3 separate regions of the Homo sapiens genome follow, and all the other regions are linked to region 3. The links are chromatin loops, found by intact Hi-C in ENCODE. Cell type or tissue: Caco-2. All regions are shown on one strand.

The links. A loop is a pair of places that touch in the nucleus more often than their neighbours do. Peaks named below come from ENCODE experiments on the same cell type or tissue, not always from the same donor. Only the 100,000 strongest peaks of a DNase experiment are listed, where the experiment ranks them.
Region 1: it touches region 3 in a loop (9-fold over the local background); 9 of 110 quality-filtered maps call a loop at or near these places.
Region 2: it touches region 3 in a loop (9-fold over the local background); 5 of 110 quality-filtered maps call a loop at or near these places.

Annotation. Positions count from the first base shown.
Region 1 is chr1:42,961,128-42,969,127 of GRCh38, reverse strand. The region is part of intron 1 of SLC2A1-DT (SLC2A1 divergent transcript); the gene reads right to left. Among named protein-coding and RNA genes, the nearest start is that of SLC2A1-DT, 6.1 kb to the right of the region's middle. RefSeq lists a silencer at 6,156-6,450. In Caco-2, no CTCF peak of the experiment used is centred here; DNase peaks (open chromatin) are centred at 3,604, 5,877 and 6,269.
Region 2 is chr1:42,975,608-42,983,607 of GRCh38, reverse strand. SLC2A1-DT (SLC2A1 divergent transcript) reads right to left here. Exons shown (of 4, transcript NR_033967.1): 4 at 250-483. Among named protein-coding and RNA genes, the nearest start is that of SLC2A1-DT, 21 kb to the right of the region's middle. In Caco-2, no CTCF peak of the experiment used is centred here; DNase peaks (open chromatin) are centred at 2,236, 3,067 and 3,487; H3K4me3 peaks cover 621 bases.
Region 3 is chr1:43,049,088-43,057,087 of GRCh38, reverse strand. No RefSeq gene overlaps it. Among named protein-coding and RNA genes, the nearest start is that of SLC2A1-DT, 94 kb to the right of the region's middle. In Caco-2, no CTCF peak of the experiment used is centred here; DNase peaks (open chromatin) are centred at 3,797 and 4,638.

The sequences.
Region 1 (8,000 bases), 88 kb after region 3:
GTGACAGCTGGTTTAAATGCATTGATACTTGCAACCAAAATATCCTAACAATCATTACTTTAAGGAAATAGGGAAGATAGGACTCTCAGCCACAAGACCAGGCCTCCGGGAACCAGTTAAAAGAAACACGCAGGACAGACTACTGCCTGAGCAGGAACCAGTTAAAAGAAACACGCAGGACAGACTACTGCCTGAGCAGTCTCTGTAAGTAAAGACTACACCAGCCACTTTACAATACCAGGTGTACAGGCTGGAATGTAAGCTCCATGAGGGGAGGGCTCTATAGCCAAACAGTCAAAGCCCTCCTTGATGTGGCTTCTGCCTCCCAGCCTCAGCCCCAAATGTTGGGTTGGGCACTGGCCAGGTTGTAATGTGCCATTCTAAAGCCTCCCCAGCTGTCACACCTATAAATCTAAGCCAGGGTTCCAGCCCACCAGGAAGATGGTATAACAAGTTCTAGAAGTGGCATTGGGCTTTCCAAGTACCTTCATCCCCACTGTCTCCTGTGATCATCCCATCAGGGTCCACCAGCCCAACTTTAGGGACATGGGAATGAGGGAGGCAAAGGGGTTAAGCAACCTGCCTGAGGGGTAGGTGAATAGAACTGGGACTTAAATTCAAGTCTGAGCCAACCGCGCTACTGGGAGAAGGATTGAATAACACTTGATCTTTATTATCGTAGTTTTAAAGATGAGGAAACTTTAAATGAGATACCTAGAGTAGTCAAATTCACAGAGAAAGTAGAACGGAGGTTGCCAGGGATTAGGGGTAACAGGGAATGGGGAATTATTATTTAGTGGGTTCAGATGGATGATGGCAATGGTTGCACAACAGTGTGAATGCACTTAATGACACTGAACTGTAATCTTAAAATAGGTAAAATGGTAAAATTTATGTCATGTAGTTTAATTTTAAGTGAGGAAACTGAGGTCTAACAGGATAAAGGTGTAGAGCAGATTTTTTTTTTTCTGGGATGGAGTCTTGCTCTGTCACCCAGGCTGGAGTGCAGTGGCACGATCTCGGCTCACTGCAACCTCTGCCTCCCGGGTTCAAGCAATTCTCCTGCCTCAGCCTCCCGAGTAGCTGGGATTACAGGCGCCTGCCACTGCGCCTGGCTAATTTTTGTATTTTTAGTAGAGATGGGGTTTCACCATGTTGGCCAGGCTGGTCTCCAACTCCTGACCTTGTGATCCACCCGCCTTGGCCTCCCAAAGTGCTGGGATTACAGGCATGAGCCACCACGCCCGGCCTTAGACTAGATTTTATACAAAGTCTGGGGACAAACCAGGTTCAATTATTAGCTCGGCCACTTGCTGACCTACTCAACCCTGGGCAAATCACTCTGAAACTGTGCTTCAGTTTCCTCCTTTGAGAAACAGGATAAAAAACAGTAAATCTAGAATTCGTTATGAGAATTAAATGAGATATTAATAACTCCATACCAATCACTTACCTGGCACATAGTAAATTAGCAACACATACAACATTATTATGACAAGGTTTCTCAACCCAGAGCAAGAACAGCCTTTCAGACGCTTGAAGAGTCTTGGCGCTTATCTGTTGCAACCCCTTTGTTACAAAGCTGAAGAGACTGAGGGACAATGACTTGCCCGAAGTCACCCAGCCAACTTGTAACAGAGCCCAGAGTTGAACCAAACCACTCTTCTCTGAGTCCAGAGATCCCCAGCTCCAGCCAGCTCACACTGCTTTCCCTTTTTAAAGAAATGAACTGCGGTGGATTTGAGGCATGAATTTCAAGCCTCAATGTGGAAAGCAGGGGCTCCTGTGGCTCTCAACCGATTCTCTCTCCCTCTTGCAAAGCATGAGTCAGCTCCAGTATAATGTGTGAGTCAGCCAGCTCCTCCGTGATGAATGTGCATATGACTGCCAGGTGGCATCCAGGTGGGAGCTGGGCGGGGCAAGCGGGCACAGCTAGACACCGGCTGCTCTGTCTGGGCATAAGCTGTGTGCTTTCTTTCAGATCCAAATTGCTGCATGGTGGTATCTATAAGTCAGGAGGCCCAGGTTTTACACCTTCAATTTGCTTCCAAATTCCTTCTTCACTGTGATCTCAAGCAAGTGGCTTAATTTCTCTGTGCCTCAGTTTTCACAACTGTGGATACATGAATAATTCTAGTCTTGCCTGCAGCATAAGGTGTGGGGAGGACCCAAGGAATGACATGTGGGAAGGAGTTTTGCAGAGTTACAAAGTTATATCAAAGCCAGGTACAGTGGTGCTGGCCTGTTGTCCCAGCTACTTGGGAGGCTGAGGCAGGAGGATTGCTTGAGCTCAGGAGTTTGAGGCCAGCCTGGGCAACATAGCAAGACCCTACCTCTAAAAAGAAAAAAAAAAAAAGAAAGAAAAAGTTATATCGGCATGAAAGGCATTGTTTTTCCACTTCTCTGGAGAAATATGATTCTAAGAATAAAACAAAACTGTGCCAGGCTATTTGTTTTTCCCATCAGTCCTTGGGCTTCTCAGGATCCTTCTGGTCTCCTTGCTGTTCCCCCAGCCTCAGGGTGCCAGGTTACTTCCTCAGACTCAACACTTGTGGAGGGCTTACTGTGCACCAGGCCCAGGGCCAAGCCATTGAATCCTCCCCAGAGATCTCCAAGGTCAACATCATTCTGGGTCTTAAAAAAAAAAAAGAGGGCCGGGCGCGGTGGCTCACACCTGTAATCCCAGCACTTTGGGAGACCGAGGCGGGTGGATCACTTGAGGTCAGGAGTTCAAGACCAGCCTGGCCAAACATGGTAAAACCCTGTCTCTACTAAAAATACAAAAAAATTAGGTGGACGTGGTGGTGGGCGCCTGTAATCACAGCTACTCAGGAGGCTGAGGCAGGAGAATCGCTTGAACCCGGGAGACAGAGGTTTTAGTGAGCCGAGATTGTGCCAGTGCACTCCAGCCTGGGCAAAAAGAGTGAGACTCCGTCTCAAAAAAAAAAAAAAGATTATTATGGGCCTTATTTTACAGAGAGAAAACTGAGGCTCACTGGTAATAAGGAACTCGCCAATCACAAGGTGGAGCTGGGCCATGAAGCCAGACTTTTGGAACGTTCCAGAGTTCTGCCCACCCCACGGGGAAGAAAAGCTCCTCGGGGAGGCATCATCAGGTCCTCTTCTTCCAACCTCACAGACCTCCAGAAAACAATACGTGGAAATTGAGAGGGGAAGACCCCTGCAACCCTGAAGAAAATCAGGCTTTGAGAATGTAAAAAAATGGAAATAATAATAGTTACCACGTTTCAAGTATTTACTGTAGGATAGTCACCTGATACACGTTTCCTTACTTCATATTCACAATAATTCTTAGAGGTGAGTACTGCTATTATCCCCATCTTACAGTTGGGGAAACTGAGATTCAGGTGAGGTAACATGCCCAAAGACACATAGCTAGCAGGTCTGTTTCCAAAACCTGTGGTCCACCCACCAAATACCACTGTCAGCCTCCTCCTTCATTCATTCTTTGATTAATTCATTTATTAAACATTTATAGCTTCTTTCTTGTGCCAAATAACTTGCTGGACAGAGGCAAGACAGGAATACCTGAGCCCCAGCCCTAGAGGAGGTCATTATCTCAGAGGAAGATAAGGCTCAAATAATTGTAATCTAAGCGATAAGAGCCAGGCAAAGCAAACTGCTTGTACTGTTGCTGGATCAGAGCAGGCAGTGCCAGTTGGAGTTTTTGTTGTTTTTATTGCTTTCTTTAAAGGCAGAGAATCTGGCAGCATTTGATTTAAAACAAGTTTCTCTAGAGTCAAGTCATCCATTTATTATTATTTTTTATTTTTATTAAAAAAAAATTTTTTTTGAGACGGAGTCTTGCTCTGTTGCCCAGGCTGGAGTACAGTGGTGCAATCTCAACTCACTGCAACCTCCGTCTCCTGGGTTCAATAGGTTGTTCTGCCTCAGCCTCCCAAGTAGCTGGGATTACAGGTGCACACCACCACGCCTGGCTAATTTTTGTATTTTTAGGAAAGATGGGGTTTCATCATGTTGGTCAGGCTGGTCTCGAATGCCTGACCTCATGATCCCCCTGCCTTGGCCTCCCAAAGTGCTGGGATTACAGGTGTGAGCCACTGCGCCTGGCCTATTTATTTATTTTTAGAGATGGGGTCTCACCATGTTGCCCAGGCTGGACTTGAACTTTTGAGCTCAAGCAATCCTCCTGCCTCAGCCTCTTTAGTAGCTGGGACTATAGGCACGCACCACCACACCTGACTCCATTTATTTTTTCAATCCAGGTGCTGGAACTCACACTACCTGTGTGATTTTGGGCAAATTACTTCCCTGAGCCTCAGTTTTCTCCTTTAGAAAACAGAGAGAAAAAGGCCAGGCGCAGTGGCTCACGCCTATAATCCCAGCACTTTGGAAGGCCAAGGCGGGCGGATCACGAGGTCAAGAGATCGAGACCACCCTGGCCAACATCATGAAACCCCGTTTCTACTAAAAATACAAAAATTAGCTGGGCGTGGTGGTGCGCACCTGTAATCCCAGCTACTTGGGAGGCTGGGGCAGAAGAATCTATTGAACCCGGAAGTCGGAGGTTACAGCGAGCCGAGATTGCGCCACTGCACTCCAGCCTGGCAACAGTGAGACTCCATCTCAAAAAAAGAAAAAAAAAAGAAAATAGAGAAATACTTATTTCATAGAGTTGCTGTTGGAATTAAATTAACTGAAATGTTGTATTCCTTCATTCAACAAAAATGTAGGAGACCCAGTGTGAGGCAGGTGCTGTTTTTGGTGCTGGGGACACTGGAAGAAGCAGATGGAGACACTCCCTTGGAATTACAGAAATATTTTAAGTAAAAAAAAAAAAAAAAAAAAATTCAATTTGGTTAATTGAAGCAAAATATGCATTCAGAAGAGTACGAAAATCAGAAATGTACACACCTCAATGCATTTTCACAAACTAAACACACCCGCAACCAGCACCCTGATGAGGAAACAACATTACCAACACGGTCAGAAACAGGGTGTCACAAGAAAGGCACTCACCTCCCCTGTAAAATTTAAGCAGGGGTGGAGGGGGGTAGAGGGGGGCGGCGGACTCTGTCATCAGGATAAATAATATTTTTAATGCAGTATTTTTGAAAAACCAGAATTAATGCAAAAAATCCATGATGACAAAATATCAAAATTTTAAATAAAAACAGGATTAGTAACATGCTGTGCTGAGTCATATTAAAGCTCGAGGCAAAAGGAAAAAACATCAGTACTGCTGATCTGGTCTCCACCTGCCTCACCCTGATTACCAGCACCCGCCCCCAGAGTCGCGACCCTCCCTTCCAAGGGTAACTACTGTTACCCCGGAGATAAGTTTTGCCTGTTTTTAAACTTTATACACATGACATCACACTCTTTCGCACAGCTGCTATCACTCAATATGTCTGTGAGATTCAGCCACATTATTGCGTGCCATGGAAAGATGTTTGAACAAAGCAGTGATGTGGTCAGCTGTGCATTTTAAAGAGACCAGTGTGGTGGCAGGGAGGAGGATGAATGAATAGTGGTCCTAGCCTATGCTGGAGGAGGGACTGTCTGCATGGAGAGGGCAGGCAGAGTCCACGGGATGGGCAGGCAAAGTCCACGGGATTGACTGGATATGGGGAATGAGGGAGACAGAGAGGGGTCAGGGAAGATACCAGATCTCTGGCTAGGGCAATTTGGTGGCTAGAGGAGCCATTTCTAGGGTGGGGACAGGAAGGGATGGGCAAAGATAATGAGTTCAGGTTTGAGCATGGTGAGTGTGAGGGACCTGTGGGACATCCAGAGGGACATCCTGGAGGCAGCTGGACAGAAAAGCCTGGTAGTCAGGAGAGAAGGGAGGGGAGTATGTGCCTTCAATTCCCCCAGCATCAGCGAGCAGGTGGTAGCCCTGATAAGTGCATTTGCAGAGGGTCGGAGGGCATACAGAAGATAAAGAAGGGATGCCGAAAAGCTTTCTGAAAGCAGGTGGTTCAAGCAGATGTGCAAATCAGAATGAAAACATTAAACACACAAAACTGTCCTGCCTGGCCCATCAGACCTTCCTGGAATCCATCACTGTGTTTACCTGCAATCCAGGAGGATTTGAATTGCAAAACACCCTTTGGATTAGGGGGGCTTCCGTCCCAGCCCCTGCTATCCCCTCTTGTACCAATTGTAGCTGACTCAGCAAAACCTTTCCTCCTGGCTGCCAGGGACGCTTGCCTTTAAAGGCAACAGAGTCTTTTCCCAGCCCGCCTTACTCACTCCTAACTCTGGAGCTGCTAGGACCCGCCCTGCACGGCCCTGCCACCACCACCATCACCACCACCACCCCTCCCCCACCCACTTGCGTGCTCTGAGGCACACACTAGGCTCCAGCATCCGCCTGGCACCTGACACCTCCCTGCTAGCCAGTCCCAGAGAGCTCTTTTCCTCCAGACTAGCTGGGGCTGGAACTGCTTAGAATCGGACCCAGAAGAGGCCGAGTTCCGTCCAGGACTAAAGGCAGCCTCCAGGGAATAAAGCTGTCAGTGTGGGCGCAGACTAGGGAAGGGGCACTAGGTCGTTCAAGCTGAATGCTGGGGTTCCACAGCCTCCTCACACCCCCTTTAGTGCCTCAGGTAGAGTAGGCTTGTGGGGACACTGAGGTTTCCTCAGGTCCTTTCCCTGCTCAATAACTCTCCATGGCTCGCCACTACCCACTGCATAAAGCCCTAACTCCTATACCTGGCATTTGGGAGCCTCTGTGATTCCACTTCTTCAGTCTCTTCTCCTCCCTAAGCCCCCATGCCCCAGCCACAGGGGCTACTTAGGTGCCCCTCCTGCTCCCCTTTCCCCTTGCACCCAAACCTTCTCTGCTCATGTGCTATTTCCTGGGGCCTTCTCTAGGGCTCATTCCCTAGTTGGAGTTAAATTCTGCTTCCAAGGAATCAGCCACCCAAATAACAAACCAGTCCACCTGAGAATCTAGTCTGTGATGCAGCGTCAATAGCTTCTGATGAATTTGCTTCTGACCAGTAGCCTCCAGGGGTCATAAAACATTCACAGAGAGGAACACAGAGAAGGTAATGGGGGTCTGTGTGTGGGCAGGTGGGGTGGGGTGGGTGAAGGAAAAGCTTTTTTTTGGCCACTGTGCTTTTTCCTCAAGCACCGCCCTACCATGGGATGGGGATTTGACTGAACTTCTCACGTCAAGAATGAGTACAGTTTACATAGCTAAGCCTTTATAAACATCCACTTTCCCTCAGGCCTACCCAGGAAGGGTTTGTTATATCTATTTTACAGATGTGGGTCTTCAGGCTCAGAGAAGAGAAGGCATTGTTTGCCCATGAATGTTTGCAAGTAAATAGCAGAGCTGGGACTCAAAGAGTCCGGATCTGGGGCTCCATCATGAATCTCTAAGAGTGGCCCAGAGATTCTCACGTTCCCTAGGTAATCATTCTGGCAGTCTGCTGCCTTTGCACATGCTCTTCTCTCTGCTGAGAATGGCCTTCCCTCAATCCATCTGGTGAACTCCTATTCAGTCTTCCAAACCCTGCTTAGCATGACCTCCCCCTTCCCAGATGCTCTCTCTACTCACTCTCCTTCCCCTGTGGTACAAGTTCTGCACCTGTACAGATTCTTAACCCTCTACGCTTGACTTGGTATTGTTGCTGCTCATTTCCCCTCTTGCTCCTCCTCCAGCTTGGGGCCTCCATGAGGCTAACAATGGGGTCACATGTCTCTGTCCCTGGGAAAGTGGCCAGCATGGGGCTGGCCCAGAGAAGGACAAGGTGGCTGTTTGGTGAGTGTGACCCATGGGCTGAGTAAGGCAGACCCGCAACTGGGAAAAGGCATAGACTGGATGTGCTAAGAAACAAGGAGCTGTGGAGAGACTTTGAGGAGGGAAGTAGCAAAACCCAAAAGGTACTTAAGGAAAGACTGGAAGTATCAGCAGGACGGACTGGAGGGGAAGGAACATTCAACACAGGTAGATTAGCTGCTCACTCATTCGTGCATTCCTTCCCTCCTTCAGTCATTCACCCACG
Region 2 (8,000 bases), 73 kb after region 3:
TGAAATGCAGTGGAAAATTGAAATGTATCTTCCACATATCCCCTCTTGGAAGACCTTAGAGATGGTTTTCAATATTTTATCAGAGAACATGAGAAATAGCTTGCCAGACCCAGAACCCAGAAGCTTTATACATTAGCACTTGAAATCAAGCCAAATGGAATGTACATACTCTCGTGGGAGGTCTGGGTGTCTGGGAAAGATGAGTCTAGCAATACACTGACAGAGGACGAAAATAAAGCTTAAGAAGGAAGCAGTCCTTTAAAATTTTATTGTCATCGTTTTGCATTTAGACTTACCAATTAAAACATGCCATTTTTTACCCTTTAGTTCAGATGTATTTCTCTTCTTAGAGATAAAGACTCTAATAGATTATTCAGGTTGGGTGCAGTGGCTCATGCCTGTAATCCCAGAACTTTAGGAGGCCAAGGCAGGTGGATCACCTGAGGGTGGGAGTTCGAGGCCAGCCTGACCAACGTGGAGAAACTAAAAATACAAAGAATACCAAAAATACAAACTTAGCTGGGTGTGGTGGTGCATGCCTGTAATTCCAGCTACTCAGGAGGCTGAGGCAGGAGAATCGCTTGAACCTGGGAGGCGGAGGTTGCGGTGAGCTGAGATCGCACCTTTGCACTCCAGCCTGGGCAACAAGAGCGAAACTCCATCTCAAAAAAAACAAAAATAGATTATTCAAGTCTACGCATAGTTCAGATAACAAGCTGTCTTCCAATTTTTCTCAGAAGTATGCTTTTTTGTTGTTGTTGCAGAGGCAGTATCAGCACTTGCCAGCAATGTTGCAGAGGAGATGCCTGTGTTGAATAAGGTGTGGACTCAATGACCCCTTAAGGCCTCTTCTAATTGTTAAGATTTTTGGGATTCTGAAATTCTCCACAATTCTTAGAACTTGTGGTCCTTAGGCTGGGTTATTCCAAAATTTTTGTTTCTTAGATTATTTGCTATTAAAATTCTGTGAGTCTCAGGTTTTATAAGTGGCACTAAATATGATAAGGCATACAAAAATTACAACCTAAACATATGGCCCAAATTCCTGTTAGGAAAAGGAACTACTTTTGTTGAGGAAAATGCTTTGATAAGGGCTTTGAGTTAAGACCCCACCAAGAGCCTGGGATAGCTTATGCCTGGGCTCCTGAGGAGCAAATTGGGAGGGAGGGAGAGAAGTGAGCAGAAAGATGACAGGTCAGGGAGGAATAGCTCACATCTCATTGTACATCTGGGTAGCAATAAGCTGTGCTTCACAAGATGTGATACCTCTCCAGAACATTCTGGACCTCTGTGTAATCTGCTCTTGGGAATGCTTAAGGAGAGTGATTTTATTTTTTTATTTTTATTTTTTTAACTTTATTATTATTATACTTTAAATTTTAGGGTACATGTGCACAACGTGCAGGAGTGATTTTATTTTTATATGGAATCCAAGTTTCAGTTTCATCACATTCAGGTCAGTGTGGCTCAGGACAAAGCCAGCATGTTTTGCTGGAGGCAGAGATTATGGTACTAAGTGTAAGCCCCCTGGGACTTAGCCGACTTCTCTGGGAGAAATGTGGGCTTTCTCACGCAATGGTGCATGTCATGCTGCGTCTAAGGAACTCCATTCACATCGAAGTCTATGTGAATGGCCTTCTTTAGAGGTATATTAGGTACAACCTGAGCAACTGAATGTGACAGCCCTGGAACTCAGGCATTAGAGGACATTTCGCCTCAATCTGAAGGAATGGGGAGATCTCCCTTCTTCACCCTCCTAGCTAATATTCTGGTGCACGTTATATTTATATATATTTATAAACCTCTATGTCTAAGGTTCTAAGGTCCTAGGGTTCTATGATTCTACAGTTCTCTGACTCCAAGAACCTAAGAGTATAATCAGGTTCTATAATTCTATGGCAACAAGAACCACACAGCTAATGCTATTGTGCTTGCTATACCTTCTAGGCACTGTGCCAGGCACTTTGCGTGTATTATCTCAATTAATCCTTAAGCCCTATGACATACACACTATTATTCTCTCCATTTTGTAGATGTGGAAACTAAGGCACAGAGAGTTCTGTCATCCATCCAAGATTATGGTGCCAGGACTGAAGCAGCTAGTCTGACTTAGAGTCTCTTCCCCTCTGCATTCCACTGCTGACATTCCAATAAGCTCCCTCCCTAATTAATAAGCCTCCTTTCACTGGGAGCTGCCCTTTTCTCAGCTGAGGCCCCAGAAGTTAGAAACCAGACCTGAGCCCTTGTATCCTGTGTTGGGATGTGTGAAGCTGTCATGTCGCGTTGTGTTGTAATAGGCTGTGTTATGTTTCATGCGTTTGGCTCCACTGTATTATGAACTCTTCTATCACAAGGACTGAATCTGATTTGACCTTGTAAATCCAGCTTTCAGTCCAAGGACTGGTACACTTTGGGGGTTTAAAAAAATGTTTATCATATGAGCGACTAATTGCCCAAATGGGCTGTTGGGAGTGAGTTCTGGTGTCTATTAGACACCAGGTGTCTGGCAGTCCCAGAGCATCACTGCAGGGGAGGGAAGATTTCCCCTCTACCCTCTGAGGGTTCGGTAATTGACTCTATGAAATAAACTGACAGTAGAAGAAAGAGTTACAGAAGAAAAGGTACACAAATATACTACATGCATGGGGGCATCACATGAAAGAAAAGCAAATGTCCTAAACCTCAGTGAGAGCATATATACCTCTTAAAGGGGGTGAGCGGAGGGAGGGTTCAGGCAACTTAGGAGAGAGTAAATGATTTGGAGGAAAGATGAATGGGCCTTCAGAAGAATAGGTGATATGTGATAAAGTCTGTCTGGGGGTGGTGTTGACCCCCAGTCTCCTGTCCTGTGATCTGAGTTTACTCTTCTCTGGTTGATGAGGTTCCTGGGGAGGGGAGTTATAACCATTGAGTTCCTTTTGGAGGATTTATCTTGAAGCAGATAAGGGAAGTTCAGAGAAAGTCCCTCCCTGCATTTGCTGTTCCTCAAATGCTCTCAGTTTGAAGTCCAAAGTGACGTACCTTGGGGTGGCATTTCCTGAACTCTTTCATCATCCTGAGACTGCATTCTGACGAGGCTGGCAAGGTGGGCACACTTCCGAAGGCACTTGAGCAGGTGGAGCCAAACCAAAGTTCATCCTCACCAGGAGATTGGAGCCAGGAGCAGGACACCCTTGGGTCCCAGCTCAGGATCAGGTTGTAACTAAGTCAAGATGCGGAGCCTGGAGGGAGCCTCATCGGAGCGGGGCAGGTATGAGGAAGAAACTAGCCCCAGGTGCCTCCAGGTGTCCGTATCTCATTGTTACAGGGAGCCATAAGAGAGAAGTGGCCAGAGACGTAAAGGTGCCAGAGCCAGGTGTGCTTGGTGCTCTACCTTGTAGTCTCTTCTCCCTTCAGGACAAGGGCCCCACCTGACACCCAGCCTGGCTCTTGGGGGCTCTTCCCTAGGCTGGACTTTGCCCTGACTCCCAGGTATGAGCTGGAGTCCTGCTGTGGACCTTCCCAATCGCTAGACACAGATGCAGCTGCATCTGTTGACTTTGAGCCTGCTCAAGCCAGAAGCCCAGGAGTGCCTTCCTGACTCAGCCTCCCTTTGGTCCTGAGCCCTGCAAACACACAGCTGCCTTTAGTGTGGCCAGCTCCACAGCCCATCTGCCCCTCTCCCACCTCAGCTCTTACACTGAGAGGTGCTCACACTTGCTGAGCTACCTGCCCTGTCCTAGGCTAGGCATCAGCTTCTCCTACCTGGCCTGTCTGATCCTCTTTATTGAACACTCTGCCTGACCTCTGCCTCTTCCACCCATTCCCCAAAATCAACTTCCATAGCATTGTTCTAAGAGGCAGATCTGGCTGGGTGTGGTGGCTCACGCCTGTAATCCCAGCACTTTGGGAGGCCAAGGCGGGCGGTCAGGAGTTGGAGACCAGCCTGGCCAACATGGTGAAACCCCGTCTCTACTGAAGATACAAAAAATGAGCCAGGCGTGGTGGCGGGCACCTGTAATCCCAGCTACTCGGGAGGCAGGAGAATCGCTTGAACCGGGAGGTGGAGGTTGCAGTGAGCCGAGATTGCGCCATTGCACTCCAGCCTGGGCGACAGGGTGAGACTCCATCTCAAAAAAAAAAAAAAAAAAAAAAAAAAAGATGCAGATCTGACCATGTCCCTTCTCTCCCTAAAATCCTCCAATGGCTGCCCACTGCCTAAGGCAGAAAGTTCTAGTTCTTCAGCCCAGCTTCCCAGGCCCTTCATGGATGCCCCTGCTCATCTCCCTGCCTCCACTCCCTCTGCTCCCCTGAACCTGCCATGCTGTAGCCATCACAAACTTCGTGCCTTTGCATTTGCTATTCTCACTGCTTGGTATGCGCTGCATAAATTCCTACTCATTCTTCAAGAATCAGCCTTCCCTGGGTTACTCCTTGGTTTTATAACACCCTATGCACAACTCCACAGTGGCAATTATCATGTTATATTAGAGCTGTCTGATTGTGTTGGTGACCCCATCCAACTGGGAACACCACATGAGGCTGTATATTGCCTATGGCTTTATCCTGTGCCTGGCACATGGTACCTATGTGTTGAATGAGAAAGGAAGAAGTAAATGAATGGCAATGAGCGAGTGAAACAGTGCCATCGGTGATGGTGTGGGTGGGGTTGGTGTGGGCAAGGGATCCTGATGAAAGGAAACAACAGAACACAGCATGAAGACACAAGAGCCGACTCCAAGAGGGAGGTGAGGAAGCTGCCCCGGGAGCGTTCCCCCCATCTCTCTGTGGGAGTCCGTCCTGGACCGGAGCTGTGTGCTCTGAAATCCTCGGCATCCCTGTCATTTCCTTGTGTTTGTTGTTTCTGCTACCCCTGTGAGGAAATGATCCTTAACCCTGCCCCTGGGAAGAGTTGCTCAGACCTTACCCAATGTTGTTGTCTCCTGTGTAAGATGAGGTGGGAAGGCGGCTGCACAGCTCACTCCTACCCCATGCACCAGGACCCCCCTGGTAGGGGGCACCGAGGGCACGGCCTGGGAGTTTGGCCTGCAAGGCTAGAGCCAGGACAAGAGACCGGGCCTGTGAGAAGGGGGAACCAGGAAGCCACAGGGCCTGGAGGCTGGACCACTGAGCCCTGCAGCCACTGCTTGAGCCCCCAGGGTGGACTCCTGTCCCAGCTCTCTTGTGCTTAGCCACATGCCTGATGACACGCACTTCATGCTTAGCAGAGCCAAAACAGCAGGAATCACCCAAAGCTTTAGGTCAGGAGGTTGCGGGGAGAAACTACCTATTTTATTCACTTTCAGTACCCAACAGCATGCTCAGCACATCGTGGAGGGGCTCAAAAACTGTTGGGAAGAAGGAAGGAAGGAGGGAAGGCTGTCTGTCCTTGCTGGATCCAGAGGGCTATAGGGAAGAGGCACTTCCAGGGGTCAGCCCTGGTGGTAAACATCAGAGTGTGGGACTGCTTTGGAGAGGGGTGGAAGGCTGGGGGTCAGAGTCTCCTACACACACTTCCCACCTTCTCAAGCTCTCTCCCCATATATTGGAGGTCTGGGGTGGGCATCTCAATGGACCCTATTCCTGTTTAAAGATATCCCCCCACCCTCTTCCATGGCAAAGGTTCCCAATTCTGGGTGGGCATCAGAATTTCCTGAGAAGCTTTAAAAAGTGAAGATTCTTCAATCTAAATGCCCATCTGGGATGGAGTGGATAAAGAAAATGTGGCAAATATACACTATGGAATACTATGCAGCCATAAAAAGGAACAAGATAATGTCCTTTGTGGGGACATGGATGGAGTTGGAAGCCATTATCCTCAGCAAACTAATGCAGGAACAGAAAAGCAAACACTGCAGGTTCTCACTTATAAGCTGAATGATGAAAACACATGGACACATTGGGGAGGGGGAAACAACACACACTGGGGGCTGTTAGGGGTAGGATCGGGGGAGGGAAAGCATCAGGAAGAATAGCTAATGGATGCTGGGTTTAATACCTAGGTGATGGAATGATCAGTGCAGCAAATCATCATGGCACACGTTTACCTATGTAACAAACCTGCACATCCTGCACATGTAACCCTGAAGTTAAAATAAAAGTTGAAGGAAAAATGTAAAGATTTATGAGTCCCACTTGAGACCTACTGACTTAGAATACTGTTGGGCAGGACCATAAAACAGTATTTATTTTTAGTGCCCTGGGTGATTCTGCCATTTAGACGGGTAAGAACTCCTCACCAAAGCCGGGCACGGTGGCTCACGCCTGTAATCCCAGCACTTTGGGAGGCCGAGGCGGGCAGATCACGAGGTCAGGAGATCAAGACCAGCCTGACCAACGTGGTGAAACCCTGTCTCTAGTAAAAAATACAAAAATTAGCCGGGTGTGGTGGCGTGTGCCTGTAATCCCAGCTACTGAGGAGGCTGAGGCAGGAGAATCAGTTGAACCAGAGAGGCAGAGGTTGCAGTGAGCTGAGATTGCGCCATTGTTCTCCAGTCTGGGTGACAGAGCGAGACTCTGTCTCAAAAAAAAAAAAAAAATTAAAAGAACTCCTCACCTACCAGGTCAAGTTTAAACCCTCCAGCAAGGTATTCCCAGCCCTCTGCAATCTGGCCCCAGTGCTCCCGTGCAGCCTCACGCCCTTCACTCCAAGCACGCAGCTCATGAAACTGCTCCATGTTCCTTATCTTTGGTTGCTCTCTCACAACCAAAGATGATAGAAGTTCATCTTTCTGTCTTCCCCTCATCTACACAGGGAACTTCTACATGTCCTTTGAGCGAGGCTTTGCAGCAAATAAAAATATTTCACCCCAAAATATACTTCTTTGACATATTTTGAGATGGCTGTTCAGAGAGCCTGGGAACAGAAGTAGGCCTGCAAAGCTGTCTTTTGTAGGGGAGACCTGCATCTATAGGGACATCTGCATTGATGCAGGCAGGCTTCCTCTGCGGACCTTCCCTTGTCAGATCTAGGACAGACTAACTGATGAGAGTCTGGTACCTTCAAAGGTCTACTCTCTCTGACAGCTGCTATCTGTGAGCTTTCATCTACATAACAAGACCACCTTTGCTAGGGAGGCCTCCTCTTCTCCCCATCTCATAAACTGTTTTGCCAGGATCCAAGCCTCCCTTTCTTTCCTTCCTTCCTCCCTCCCTCCCTCATTTCTTTCTTTCTTTTTTTTTTTTTTTTTTTTTTTTTTTGCTCTTGTTGCCCAGGCTGGAGGGCAGCGGTGCGATCTCAGCTCGTGCAACCTCAGCATCCCTGGTTCAAGTGATTCTCCTGCCTCAGCCTCCCGAGTAGCTGGAATTACAGGTGCGCACCACAACACCCAGCTAATTTTTTGTATTTTTAGTAGAGACGGGGTTTCATGTTGGTCAGGGTGGTCTCAAACTCCTGACCTCAGGTGATCCACCCACCTTGGCCTCCCAAAGTGGTGGGAATACAGGCATGAGCCACTGCGCTCAGGCCCCAAGCCCCCATTCTTTCTGTAACCTCAAGATGGCATATAAGCTTCTGCACCCCATTGCAGAGTGGGGAGTAATCAATCACTCTGTGGTTCTCCCTGTGTGCGCATTAATAAATTTGCATGCCATTTCTGCTATTCATCTGCCTTTTGTCAGTTGACTTTTCAGTGAACCTTCAGAGGGCAAAGGGGAAGTTTTCCCTTGGCTTCCATACCTTCCACACCCTTCTTCCACCCAGCCAGACAGAAGTCTTTTCTCTTTCCTGTGTCTCTCCCAGCTCTTCCCTGTATCACAGCACCCGTCACTCTGCCCTGTTATTATTTAATGACGTCTGTGCCAGATAATTTGTACAACCTGCCTTGTTTAAGCCCCCCAAGAATCCCTGGAGGTAGATGATGATGAGGATGAGGATGATGATGATGATGATGATAGCAACAAAGACTCTGCAGGAAAAAAGCCTGCTCTAAGAATTCTACATGTGCTGCCAGACCCCTTCATCCTCACCACAGCCCTGTGAGGGGTAGCTTTCATTATTATCAAGTCCATCTTAGAGACAA
Region 3 (8,000 bases):
AACTCTGCAAACAAGTGTTTAGAACACGCCTTTGAAGGATGTTTCTTATCCTCGTGTCTATGACTTATTGTGAGGGGATTGCATGTACATGTTTAAAAGCTGACAGTCAGAGCCATGCATTCTAGACTTGGTCCTACAACTAACTGTATGTGTGGCCTTGAAAAGCTTGCTTATTTTTCCCCCACCAAGAAAAGTACGACCTTCTGACTCTGGTGCTCTAAAGACTTTTTTGAGCTGAGACACTCCTAGGATAGGTCTGAGTGCTTTTTCCAGAAGGTCCTTTTGAATGGTAAAACAGAATGTCAAGTCTGATTGGTTCCCCCATCCCATCAGACTTGGTTCCCCTGGCCAGCATGTCCTGGGATCTCTAAGGACATCTCCATGAGCCCTGAGATGATCCTGCCTGGGCAGGGTGGGGCCCAAAGGGTTAATTAAGCCAGTCAGAGCTGTGCGTGAGCAAGTGTCTCAGATGAAAGGTTGGTCCGAGAGAGAACGCCATGTGGCTGTTGTGGTTGGCAGGTCTGGGGCAGTGGGACCAGGCTAGGTCCCGAAGGAAACCACCTCCTGGTCTCACCAGAACAAAGTGGTGTTTTGCAAAAACGCCATTGTTCTTGGGCAAGTCTTTCCCATCTCAACATAAACCAGGAAGCAGTGCTTCCTTTCCTTGGGCGAGACCCCAAGGTCCCCCCCACCGTTGGGAGTGGGGGGAGAAGAACAGACTTTTTCCTGACTTGAATGATCTTCTGCAAAGCTCAGCTGAAGAGCAGCAGCCCCTACCTGGCTATATCCAAGGGGGTGTGTGTGTCTTCCCTACACAGGGAGAAAGAAACAGAGGGGGGTCACCGAGTCCTGTTTCCTGTCTCCAAACAGGACTCTGTACCTAAGCCAGACTGTGAGCGACATGTCACTGCCCATCCATCTCCCCTCACCACTGTGCCACTCAGGCTTTCTCTGTTGCCCAAGCATGGCGGTTGTGTTTCTGCCTATAGCCTGTGTGTGGCTGCTCCCTCTGCCTGGAACTCCCTTCTGCCCTTCACATGTGGGCTCCTTCTCATCATCGTGGTCTCTCTCCTAACTCAGTGAAGTACTGTTTAATTCCTTGTTCAGTGTCTGTCCTTCCTGACATTCTGTGAGCTCCCCAAGAGCAAGGGCCAGGACCTGGGTCAGCGCTGCTCATTGCTGCATCTCCAGCACCTGGCACAGGACAGCCTCCCATGCGTGTGACTGTACCTGCGTGTGCTCCCCACCCCACTCCCAACCCCACTCCCCCTAAAGAAAACAGATCCAGGCTGGGCGGGGTGGCTTACACTTGTAATCCCAGCACTTTGGGAGGCCAAGGCGGGTGGATCACGAGAGGTCAGGAGTTCGAGACCAGCCTGGCCAACATGATGAAACCCTGTCTCTACTAAAAATACAAAAATTAGTCAGGTGTGGTGGTGCGCACCTGTAATCCCAGAGACTTGGGAGGCTGAGGCAGGAGAATCCCTTGAACCCGGGAGGCGGAGGTTTCAGTGAGCGGAGATTTTGCCACTGCACTTCAACCTGGGCAACAGAGCGAGACTCCGTCTCAAAAAAAAAAAAAAAAAAAACAAGAAGGAAAGAAATCAGATTCAGCCTCAAAGGCAAGGAAGCCATTTCCCTTGTCAACCCTAGAAGACCAGAGCAGTCTCAGACCTTCAGAGCATCCCATCCAACCACTCCATTTTCCTGAAGGGGAAACTGAGGCTTAGAACCAGAAAGGTTCTGGTCCAAGCCCCATGGGTGGTCAATGGAAAAGCTGAGCTCGACTCTGGGACTCCTGGTGCCAGTGCTGCTGGACAAGGCCTGTCACCTAGTTTCCAAGCTTAGGCACAGCCTTGCTCTAAATCTCTCACCTCTTCAGATACAAGACCCGGCACATTCAGGCTCCCACCACTTAGGAAATTCCAGCATTCACCCAACCCACTTCCCAGAGAACTGACTCACTGTAGACCCAAGGAGAGAAATTCCTCCCATGGCTTTGCCTAGCTGAGGAGATCAGAGTCCCTTCTTACCATCATCTCAGTGCTTCCCATTGATCACTTTTTCCTATCCCTTAGATACTAAGAGGGGCATCCTTATGGGCCAAGGAAGCCATAGGTACAGGTTTCTATCCCTTTAAGCTCCTTTTTTTTTCCTTTTGTATAGTCAGCACGTCTACCTTTGTTTCTACAACTTTTGCTTAAGTCAGGAAGGCTCATTCGCTTAAATATTTGTGGATGAATAAATGGAGAAGGGCCGGGCGTGGTGGCTCACGCCTGTAATCCCAGCCTTTTGGGAGGCTAAGGCAGGTGGATTACATGAGGTCGGGAGTTCGAGACTAGCCTGACCAACATGGAGAAACCCTGTCTCTACTAAAAATACGAAATTAGCGGGTGTGGTGGCACATGCCTGTAATCCCAGCTACTCAGGAGGCTGAGGCAGGAGAATCACTTGAACCTGGAAGGCGGAGGTTGCGGTGAGCCAAGATTGTGCAACTGTACTCCAGCCTGGGCAATAAGAGTGAAACTCTGTCTCAATAAATAAATAAATAAATAAATAAATAAATAAATAAATATGGAGAAGGGGTGGTAATACCTCCTCATGGGGGCTGCTGGGAGGATTACACGAGACAGCACCCCTAGTGCAAGTAGATGCTGGATCAATGCCAGATCCCTTTGAAAAGTGTAAAGTGCTCCGCATATATGAGATACCATTACATTCCAAGCAACGGGTGTTTACAGATTGCTTCATTTACAAATGGGTTTTTAGGGATTCTGTGGAAAGAAGGTGAAGCCTCTTTTAAGAATTGTTTCCTGGTCAGGCGTGGTGGCTCACACCTGTAATCCCCGCACTTTGGGAGGCTGAGGTGGGTGGATCACAAGGCCAGGAGATCAAGACCAGCCTGGCCAATATGGTGAAACCCCATCTCTACTAAAAATACAAAAATTAGCCTGGTGTGGTGGCAGGTGCCTGTAGTCCCAGCTACTCGGGAGGCTGAGGCAGGAGAATTTCTTGAACCCGGGAGGCGGAGGCTGCGGTGAGCTGAGATCATGCCACTGCACTCCAGCCTGGGTGACAGAACAAGACTGTCTCAAAAAAAAGAAAATGAATTGTTTCCTGAGGTTGGCTGTAGCTACAGAGGGCTAGCCTGGGAATGGTAACCCTTTACGTATTTTTTTTTTTTGAGACGGAGTTTCACTCTGTTGCCCAGACTAGAATTCAGTGGCGTATCCTCAACTCACCACAACCTCTGCCTCCCAGATCCAAGCGATTCTCCTGCCTCAGCTTCCTGAGTAGCTGGGACTACAGGTGCCCACCACCACACCAGACTAATTTTTTGTATTTTTGGTAGAGACAGGGTTTCACCACATTGGCCAGGCTAGTCTCAAACTACTGGCCTCAGATGATCCACCCACCTCGGCCTCCCAAAGTGCTGGGATTATACTTTGTCGGATCTGTACAAAATAATTTATACTCCCAGGTAGCGCATTAAGCAAGCAAAGGAAGTAGAGATGAAGAGGTAATCGAGCAGAATTGACACTAACACTGCTTCCCTTCCTGAAAAGAGAGGTCATCAAACAGGGGTGCTCTCTGGGTTTTTTCATTACTCCTTGGTTTTTCTCTTATCCTAGGTTGAGGTGAGGGTGGGGATGGGGTACATAAAGGTGGATTTTGTGCTTTCAGACAAAGATAAGATAAGGAACAGATAAAATTCCAGGCAAAGAAACTAAGATAAGCAGCTCCTCAAGGGACTTAAACTGCCCAGGAGTGAGAAGGGGGGACAGGAGAAGAGGCCTCTAACTCCCAGCTTCTCAGAAAACCCCAAACAATGTACACAAAGCCCAGAGAATTTATAACCCAGGAAAGGGAGAGCAGATGTATGCTGCTTGCTAAATCCAACCCTGGGGCAAGACAGAAGGAATGGCAGGGTGAATAACCCTCAAATTCCCATAAAGATACAACTTAACCTGAGCAACCTGGACCCCAGCTATGTGTTTGTAATCACAAACTCAAGTCTGCAAGTTCTTTCAAATAAAATTAAAACTGATAGTGCACCCCTTTATGCTGTGCTGATGGGAAATTCCAGTTCTGTTATTATTGGAAGGGGCCTCCCTGCTTTGAGAATGCAAGAGTCTGGAAGGCTTCTGTCGTGCCCAGAAAACACGGAACCAGCCCTTTTAGCTTCTTGCTACTCAAAGTGTGGTCTTGGGAGCAGCAACATCAGAGTCCCTCAGAGCTTATTAGAAATGCATAATTTTAGGACCCCATCCCAGGCCTACTGAATTAGACTGCATTTTATCAAGATTCTCAGGTATTCCTGAATACATTAATGTTAGAGAAATACTGTAGACCTCAAACCATAATGGTCCCCTCTAAACCCCAAATACCCCAGTAGGTTGACATCTCTGCAGCTTTGGAGGATCAAAGGTACCTGGGTGCCTGGAATCCAGGCTCCTTAATGGGGAGCACATAACCAACCACTTGCCTCTGGGATCCTGCTGGTTCTTCCCAGGACCTACTCACCCAATTCCATCTCATTCCTCCTTTTCTTTCTCCCAGCCCAATCCCCTCAAAAAACTCAGGCTTTCAAACAACAAAAGCCTGCAAGACCAGTTGTCTACCAGGGACTTCTCATTTCAGCCTGGCTTCAGCAATACCACCCCCAAGGCAAGGGAGCACAAAGGTACCGCCCAACACTTGGAATGAAGGACAAAAACCACCAACACAAAATAACATCTCAATCCATTTTCCTGCCACACTTATAATTATTTTAACTCTTGCTCTCAATTATATCTGGATTTAAGCGTGCAAAACAAAGGCTTATGCTATAATTTTAATGGACTTGTTTTTATAGGAAAAAAATTTGAGTCTCAGAATCCTAGAAATGATTGCTTCTGAGACTCACAGGGATTTAATTAGCTCCTAGTGTGGGGATTAAAAAATTTTTTTAGCAGCCGTGGAATGTTTTCAGGCCTTTCTCCACTCCAAAAGAAACTGCAGGGAGAATCCCATTGTATAAAACAGAAATGGAGTTGCTTTCGTTGTAAGGTGAGGACACAGAACCCAACTACATAGTCTCCTCTCCACCTCCATAGTGGCCCTGGTGGTGGCTGCAGCAGATCCCTGAGCTTGGTGGAGCACAGGGTGAAGGAACAACCTCAGCCGACCCTCCACCCAATACTGAAACCCCCCTTTCTCCACCTCCGATCACATACTTCCAAGAGAGAAGTCCCACAGGGCAGCCGAACCCGTCATCCATTGGCACCCAGGGCTGGAAAACACTTCCTCTACCATGACCCCCACGCGTCTTCCTGTCACTTCCATCGGAAAGTCCCATTTCTGCCCAGAGGCCTGCAAGGAACAGATTTATCCCCTCTTTCCCATGGTTTACAGAGCATATATTTCCCAGGAGTCTCTTTTCTAGGTGAAACAGGAATTTATATCAATGATATATGTGACTAAGTGAGTGAAGAGATAATCATTGAATGAGTGGATGAGTGAGGAAAGAGGAAGGAAGAAAAAGAACAATGGAATGGGATACTCTGGTCATTCTCTTCTGGACACTTTCTAGCTTGAAAATGGTTCTCTTCACATGTGATACGTGGAAGAAAATTGTAGCATTTGAAACTACACTACTCCAGCTATACCATAACCTGGTGATTTTCTTTTTTTTCTTTTTTGTTTTTCAGACAGAGTCTTGCTCTGTCGCCCAGGCTGGAGTGCAGTGGCACGATCTCGGCTCACTGCAGCCTCCACCTCCTGGGTTCAAATGATTCTCCTGCCTCAGCCTCCCGAGTAGCTGGGATTACAGGCATGCACCACCATACCCGGCTAATTTTTGTGTTTTTAGTAGAGACGGGGTTTCACCATGTTGGCCAGGCTGGTCTCGAACTCCTGACCTCAGGCGATCCTCCCACCTCGGCTTCCCAAAGTGCTGGGATTATAGACATGAGCCACCGTGCCCGGCCTAACCTGGAGATTTTAAACTGTGGCCAATGACCCATGTATATAGTAAAATCAATTTAATGGCTCTCAACTAGCATTTTGCTTAATGAAAGAAAAGAATAGAATAGACCATGGTTCGTCAACCTGCGTTAAGGTTAGGGGTTGTTTGGAAAAATGTTTTTCAGTTATACATACACATGTATGTACATATATGTAGGAATGTGTGTACTGGGAGCTGACATAAAATATATTTCTTACTGTGGGTCACAGGTCAAAAAAAGGAAAGCCAGTGTTCTCACCCTATGAACTAGCCATCATTATTATCCTCCTTTTCTGATAAAGAATATAAAGCACAGATAAATTAAGTAACTTGTCCCAAGGTCACCCAACTAAAAAATGGTAGAGCTGAGCCTGGAACAGGGAGCAGCCTGACTCCAGAACCTGAACCTTTAACCTCTCTATTCCATGGCATCCAGTAGAAATGGCCGTGCCGTGCAGGCAGGTGGACAGTAGTGCAGGACCAATCCCAGGACTCGGGGAGGGACGTCAGCAAAGTGTTCCTCTCACACAGTAGACAGACATTCCTGTGCTGTGCACCCAGCCTTCCTCACAGGGCGCCCCAAGAGCAGACCAATATGGGTTAGTGAAAGGACCACACTGCTTGATGCTCCAGGTCATAACGCAGGCAGAGCCGCACCCAACAGAATCAATCCATTCCTTCTCTTCTGGGCAGAGGGGTGCAAACAGCCATGCAAAGGCTGAGCTACCCTAAGATTTGGTCCATATTTCTCCATTTACCCTCAAAGATATGTGTGAGAAACATTTCAAAAGCCTCATCCACAGCAAAATCGACTGTGATGCTGGTGGCACCAGGTCCTTAACCTGCAGACCTTCATGTCGTGCATTCTAAGAGACTCTCAATATTCTCTTCCCCCAGGCAAACTGCAACCTCTTTCAAGATCCTAAATGCTTTATTGGACAAATACTACCACCCCCTCTGAAATGGATGTTATCAGTATCCATTGCCTCTGAATTCTTCATCTTCCTCATTTGAATGTCCCAAGCCCCTCCTCCATTGCCACCCAAGAGGCAAATTGTGGCAGTATCCTTGAGTCAACCTGCTCAAAAGGGAAGCCTATGGCATTGATATGTGATGGGCTGGGGTGAAGTGGATCTCAGACCCTGGCTGATGAGCTCTCTTCGTTCTTCCTCAGAGCAGTTGCAATAACAGCACAGTCCTATTTTTACATTCTGAGTCTGTGGTCCTTTTCCCACACATGCTCTGATTACCCTTCCTCCAAGAGTAATCTGGGGAGTTAGTCATGCCTTGACCTAAGTGAACCCATCCTGGCTCCCAATAATCCCTGCTTAGGAAAGGAACTTCTGGAATTTTGCCTAGGATTGTCATAAGCTAGCTGCACCATATTTTTCCCATGCTTAAATTGAGATAGTATGTTTCTGGCTTTGTCTCCTGGCACCTCCCTTCTCCCCAGAAGAGCCTCTGGAATGGCCCCATCTCTGCCTGATGCAGCCTTGAATGGAGCAAAAGCAGCTGGGAGCAGCCAGGTCCCAGCCCAGGCAGGCCCACAGCTTCCCGTGAGCCAGACTTGTTCCACTTGTCTAGTTTGAAGAGTTTTCTCCTTGATAGAGAAGACACGGTCATTTGGGTTATGTTATATTGTCTGTAAACATTAAGCCTGCCCCTTATTTTTTTTCCTCTCTTGGTCTAAATAGGGTTCAGAAAGTCTCTTCCATCTTTTTTAGGTCTCAATGTTTCAGGGAGGAGGGACTCAGCCACACCCAGGAAGTGTTTATCCTTTTCACACTCCAACTCAAAACTGAGGGCTTAGGGGCAGGGTTCTGAGGAGCCAGGGCAAGGGCAGGGCCAGAGGACCGGGCCAAGGCCGGGTCTCTTGGGAAGAAAGCCAATGTGGAGCTATCAGGCATTACTGGGGGAGATGCATATCCCACCTGCATCAAGGGAAGCCAGGTGAGCCTTGGAGTCACACAAACCTGGATGGGGAATTCTGGCAACCATTCCTCCTCTCAGGGTT